Linked DNA regions of Mus musculus: region 2 is linked to region 1. Evidence: chromatin loops called from intact Hi-C (ENCODE). Cell type or tissue: heart. All regions are shown on one strand. Links, peaks and the distances in the headings refer to the core of each region. The heading gives the core; the rest is flanking DNA.

Region 1 (2,804 bases), core at 109-2,608:
GAGCCAAAGACTTTAATCATCCTAAAAAGAAACACTGGCTAGGGCAAGCTGAGGTTTCAATCTAGGGAGATAACAAGGTAGAGGCTAAGAGGCCTTTGCTTCCTACATTCCACGGGATTAGCAACCCCTTCAAAGGTGCAATACTACCAAGTACTCCCAAGGCCTGCTGTGAATGGTGCATCCTACCGGATGCTAGCAAGAGAAATGAGCAAGGCACACACTAGAAGAGAGAGCTGTAGAGCCACTGTCAGCCAAGCTCCCACGCACCTCTGAGATCATCCCAGTGAACCTGCAAAGGGCCATATCTTCTCACTCATAGTGTCAAGGACTGAACAGTCTAGAAGTCTGGATCTGCCATTGGGCACTTGTAATTCTTAGAGAGCTCCTGTCACCTCTGCAGGCTCCAGCCTCCTGCTCCTTCCTTATTGGATCTCCTCATCTCCTCTAGAACTAGACCTCATGTGTCTGCTTCTGCTTCTCCATGGCAACCCATCAAACACAGGCAGTGTAAGGTGGGCCTTCTTGCTTCCATATTAAATACTGTCATATCCTTCATATGACATGATTTCTAGACGCTTTGCCTTCCTGGCCATCCATCTTCCCTCAAAAGACTCTAAGCATCAATCACTTATGCACACACACACACACACACACACACACACACACACACACGAGTGACCCCGTATAGTAGTTATTGATACATGCCTATTAATCTGTATCCTTTCGCTGTACAAACCATATCTGTGAAGACAACAGCCTTGCTAGATCCTGAGAGTCCCTCTAGGGAATCATCAAACCCGAGGGTAGTACTGGAAACCATCATATGTGTCCCAGGGACAGCCTTTGGCAGGGATGGGCTGTGACGAGCATCTTTGTAGAAAGACAGGGAACAGATTCCCCCCAAGCCTTTGTACCATACAGAACTCTCCTCTGGCAGACCCACGGGCCTCTCATTTGGGACAACTAGGATGGGAAGGAGACAGTGGCAAAAATTCACACAGACCTCCCCATCTGGTGTTCATTCCAGCGTCTGCCGCTCGGTAAGCAAATGTGTTGGCGGGATTCAGGGTTCTCATTGTGACGTAATACATACTCAATTGTCAGAAATCTGGACAGCAGAACGGGGTGTGTAAGAACCAGTTCGTCAGGACCCCACCACCCACGGAAAGCATGACTAAGACTGTGCTAGAGGATTTTTGCCAGTCCGTTTCTTTTTCATGAATATGTAGCTGTGTCCCCAGTGAGACATAACTTTATCATATTTTGTTAGCAAGAAAATCTGCAAGTTAGAAGTCGCCGGCCACTTTCATGTCTAACAAGCCATCTTGGGACACTTTTTTTGCCTCCTGGAAACAATCAACCTGAGTTTCTTTTGGCTTGAGGTTTTCAGATGAAAGTACCCAGCGTCCAGAGACCAGGATGGCAGCCAGGGGGCAGTGTTTCTCTCGACATACACTGCTCTCCACCGCTCCCTCCAAACTGAAGCCACCGTGCCTGGGACTGGTGGAGACAGTGTGAAAGAGGCCTTGACAGGCCCTCGGGATAGCATACAAGGTCCGCTGGCTGTGTCTTCTTCCATTCACTAATAATAGGTTCAGCTGGTCTAAGGCGGGTGCCTCGGTCACTAACTGTTGATGTTTGAAGGTGTTCAGGGCTCAGCCCTGTGCTGAGACTGGAGCCTTGTACGGTATACCATCACAGCATCGTGGGCCTGATTTAAATATCAGCTACATCGGGACCCAGAGCAATGTAAATGGGGAGATAGAACTGGACGGGAAGTTCCTTCACGATAGGCTCGAAAAGTCACCAATAGTCTTGACAGGAAACTCCGAGAGCCACAAGGACTGTACAAGGTTCAGCCTGCCAGCGTTTTATCATGGATTAGAGAGGAGCTCCTTGTATCTTCGGCTCTCCACAGAGCATATCCGCAGTCCATGACAGGGGTGGGGGGTGGGGGTGGTTTCTTCAGTGGAGAAGCCATTGATAAACCACACATGCTCCAAATAACCTCTCACCCATACAAGGAATCTTAATTGGATTCAGTAAGTCAAACACACACACACACGGGGGGGGGGGGGCATCAAAGTAGGATGGGGGCTTGTTGGAAAGTGGGGGGGGGGGTTCAACAGGAAAAGGAAGGGGATGAGACAGGGAAGAGTGTAAAAAGGACTAAAATTTATGATAGACATTGAGGAAACTGTCAAAAATAAATACGAACGATTCTTAAGACTCATTATTTTAATTATGAGTATATGTGGGAGAGGTATGCACCCCTCAGTGCAGGTGCCTGTAGAGATCAGATGAAGGTGTTGTGTGCCCTGAGTGTGGAATTGCGGGTAGTTGTGAGCCTTCTGGTCTTGGTGCTGGAAATCAAATTCTAAACAACTCTTAACCTCTGAGCTACCTTTTAAGCCCAGTAAACAAAATTAGTTTAAAACAACCAAAGCAATAGGTCACTCCCAGCCTACTGACCTGAGCCCAGTGGCCAGACCACACACAGAGACACAGCTGGATGCAGTGGCACACATCTGTAATCCCAGCACTCTCACCACAAGATGCCAGGCAGAGATGAGAGAATCAGCCAGACCCGGAAGTTCACAGACCAGGCAGCCTGGACTACACAGGGCTGTGGCAGAAACAAGACAAACTCTCCCCTCAACAAAGTGGAAGGCAAAGAACCCATTTCCTAAACTTCCTCTCTGACCTCCACCACATGCATGTAGCACACATGTGCACGCACACACTAAATTTAGAAAAGGCAGACTCTGGATGCAAGTAGAAATATATCTGGATGTACACACGTG
Region 2 (2,804 bases), core at 116-2,615, 57 kb after region 1:
GGTTAACTTTGGTTAATTCTCAAAACCTCGTCTTGGCAAAAGAACCTTTACTGCCTATGTATGTGTGGTGGCCAGCAGTAGCCAACTGCCACTCTGCAACTGCCACTCTGTAACTGCCACTCTGCAACGGCTTCCCACATGTGTGAGCACTAAACTGCTAAATATCCTAAAGAAACAGGACACAAGACCAGTGTCCCCGCAGGTCCAATAGTAGCCTTCCTCTAAATGGTCTTCTCTGTGTGTTTTAAATACTAACCCAGGCCAGTGGTTTGGGAACCAGTTTGATAAGCAGAATTCAAGCCCTAGGACCCACATAGTAGACAGAGAAAATCAGCTGCCCCACAGCTGATTTTCTCTAACCTCCACATATTTGGCACGAGGACCCACAAACATACATACTCACTCACAAACACAAAATAAAAATGCTTTTAAAAAAAAATGGCTTAGCAGTTAAGGGAGCACTGGCTTCACATCCAAGACCTGAGTTCGATTCCTAGCACACACAAGGTGTCTAACAACTGTCTATAACTCCAGTAACGGGGTATCAGGTCTTCTACCCTACCACCACCACCCCGGAGGCACCAGGCACACACATAATGTACACATACATGCAGCCAAAACATCCATACACATAAAATAAAAGCAAATAAGTCTAGAACCATAACTTTTAAAAAGAATTTTAAACGACTCAGCATCAGATAGCTTGGGTGATACGAGAGAAGAGCAAGATTATGAAGTTCCAAAAAGAAGAACATGACATCGAAAACCAGCCCTGTAGCCAAAGAGGACACAAACGCTACTCCCTTCGTAGTCTGTCCTTAAAAGAGTAACCACAAAGCACTCAGGTTTCCCAGACCCACGAGAATTTAATGAAGTAAACAGTGCATTTTCATAAAGTCCTAGTTGTTTAAAAAAAAAAAGTTTAAAAAAAAATAGCTGGATCTGGAAAATGAGCAGGAAAGGACGCGGGAGGCTCGTTCCCTCCAGTGCTGCAGAGTGAGGACAGGGGCAGGGGGCTGAGCAGGAGCCGGTCAGCACGCATGGTGGACGTGGGACGAGCTCTCCAGGGCAGCGAGGATGCCCACGACGGCGACGGCGGGAGGCCGGATCCCGGGCGGGCGAAGCGGGGCGGGCAGCGGGCTGACTCTCCGCCCCGGGGAGGGCTCCCACGGAGCACCGGGCGGGGCAGCGGCTTTAAGGGTTGGCCTCCGGGACCCGGACTGCTCACTCGCGCGCTCGCATCCAGCCACCTTATGATGGAGCGGCCGCCGCGCGCCCTGCTGCTGGGTGCAGCCGGACTGCTGCTCCTGCTCCTGCCCCTCTCCTCTTCCTCCTCTTCGGATGCCTGCGGCCCGTGCGTGCCGGCCTCCTGCCCCGCGCTGCCCCGGCTCGGCTGCCCGCTGGGTGAGACCCGCGACGCGTGCGGGTGCTGCCCGGTGTGTGCTCGCGGCGAGGGTGAGCCGTGCGGGGGCGGCGCGGCCGGCAGGGGGCACTGCGCGCCGGGCATGGAGTGCGTGAAGAGCCGCAAGAGGCGGAAGGGTAAAGCCGGGGCAGCAGCCGGCGGTCCCGCGACCCTCGCCGTGTGCGTGTGCAAGAGCCGCTACCCGGTGTGCGGCAGCAACGGCATCACCTACCCCAGCGGCTGCCAGCTGCGCGCTGCCAGCCTGCGCGCCGAGAGCCGCGGGGAGAAGGCCATCACCCAGGTCAGCAAGGGCACCTGCGAGCAAGGTGGGCACCAGCGCCTTCCCCGCCCACTCCTTCCTCCTCCCCCGCCGCCGCAGAGCATTCCTGGAGACCCGCGGGAGGGAGGAGTTGATGGCTAACCCGGTGTCCCGAGCCAGGAGAAACGCCTCCCTGGTTCTCTTGGCATGGTTTTATTTGGAGTTGCCTGTGTGCGCCAAGAAAGTGAGAAATCGCAGTAACGGGTGTAAATATAGAAAAGATTTTCCGAGACTCCGAGGCACAGTTTACCCAACTAGCCTGCAGGGCAAGTTTCAAACGCCTCCACACTCTTAAAAACCTTTCTCGTCGTTCTTTCTTTCTTTTGGGTGTGTACAGAAAGATGGGTAGACAGGGTTAGCAGAAAAATGCAAAGGAAAGATGTTCAGAAAGTCGATTTACTAACAAGATAATTCTTTAAGTTGAAGTTCATATTAATATTCAAGTACTGGCGTTTCCAATTCTCAAGCGGTAACCTAGCTAGAACATTATACTTGAGGGTTAAAAGAAACACAAACGCTTTGATGTTGTGAATCCTCTGACCATGTTGTTTTTCTTCTCGGGCCTTGGTTATGTTTTTTCATAATTTGTCCACAGGATGCAAGGTTCCGCTGGAATGGCTTTGACATTGGGTTTGTCTATTGTATCCCATACTAATCCAAACTTGCACAAATGAAGTTGGAAAAAAGTCTGAGGTTGGGGGGAAGAAAGAAATCAGAAACTTTAACTCCTAGTGCCTGAAATAACATTTTCCATGAGCAGTCGTTTCGAGGGAAAGTTAGAGTCCTGCTCTGGCAGCTGCTGCCCCGGCTTCAGCCAAGGTAGGAGGGGAGGGGAGGAATGTCAGCTGTTGCATCTTGAACACAGTTCAGGCTTTCTCCAGCCTTTCCAAGGAACAGTTCTTTCTTGACAGTTTTTCCCAGAAATCCCTATGCAAATAGGCTGTGTGCCATTCGCTTCAAAGTTCACCATTGAAAGCCTTAAGTGGTATAACTCACAGTTACCCATGTAGGATATTACCACCGTTTATAAAATCACAGACCAAATATCCCTGTTTCCAACAGAAACCTCCATTTTCCCCCTTT

The links. Hi-C counts contacts between places; a loop is a spot of excess contacts. Peaks named below come from ENCODE experiments on the same cell type or tissue, not always from the same donor. Only the 100,000 strongest peaks of a DNase experiment are listed, where the experiment ranks them.
Region 2: a loop joins it to region 1, with 2.6 times the contacts of the local background. A loop is called at or near these places in 5 of 42 quality-filtered maps.

The regions. Positions count from the first base shown.
Region 1 is chr5:77,463,719-77,466,522 of GRCm38, reverse strand. It overlaps 1700017L05Rik (RIKEN cDNA 1700017L05 gene), which reads right to left and starts at 1,035. Exons shown (of 2, transcript NR_131050.1): 1 at 706-1,035. In heart, for the core only: a CTCF peak has its summit at 1,427; a DNase peak (open chromatin) is centred at 1,442.
Region 2 is chr5:77,406,464-77,409,267 of GRCm38, reverse strand. It overlaps Igfbp7 (insulin-like growth factor binding protein 7), which reads left to right and starts at 1,223. Exons shown (of 5, transcript NM_008048.3): 1 at 1,223-1,728. The coding sequence starts at 1,254. In heart, for the core only: a CTCF peak has its summit at 1,483 (motif pointing right); DNase peaks (open chromatin) are centred at 1,217, 1,767 and 2,527; H3K4me3 peaks cover 1,317 bases; H3K27ac peaks cover 1,000 bases; H3K27me3 peaks cover 284 bases.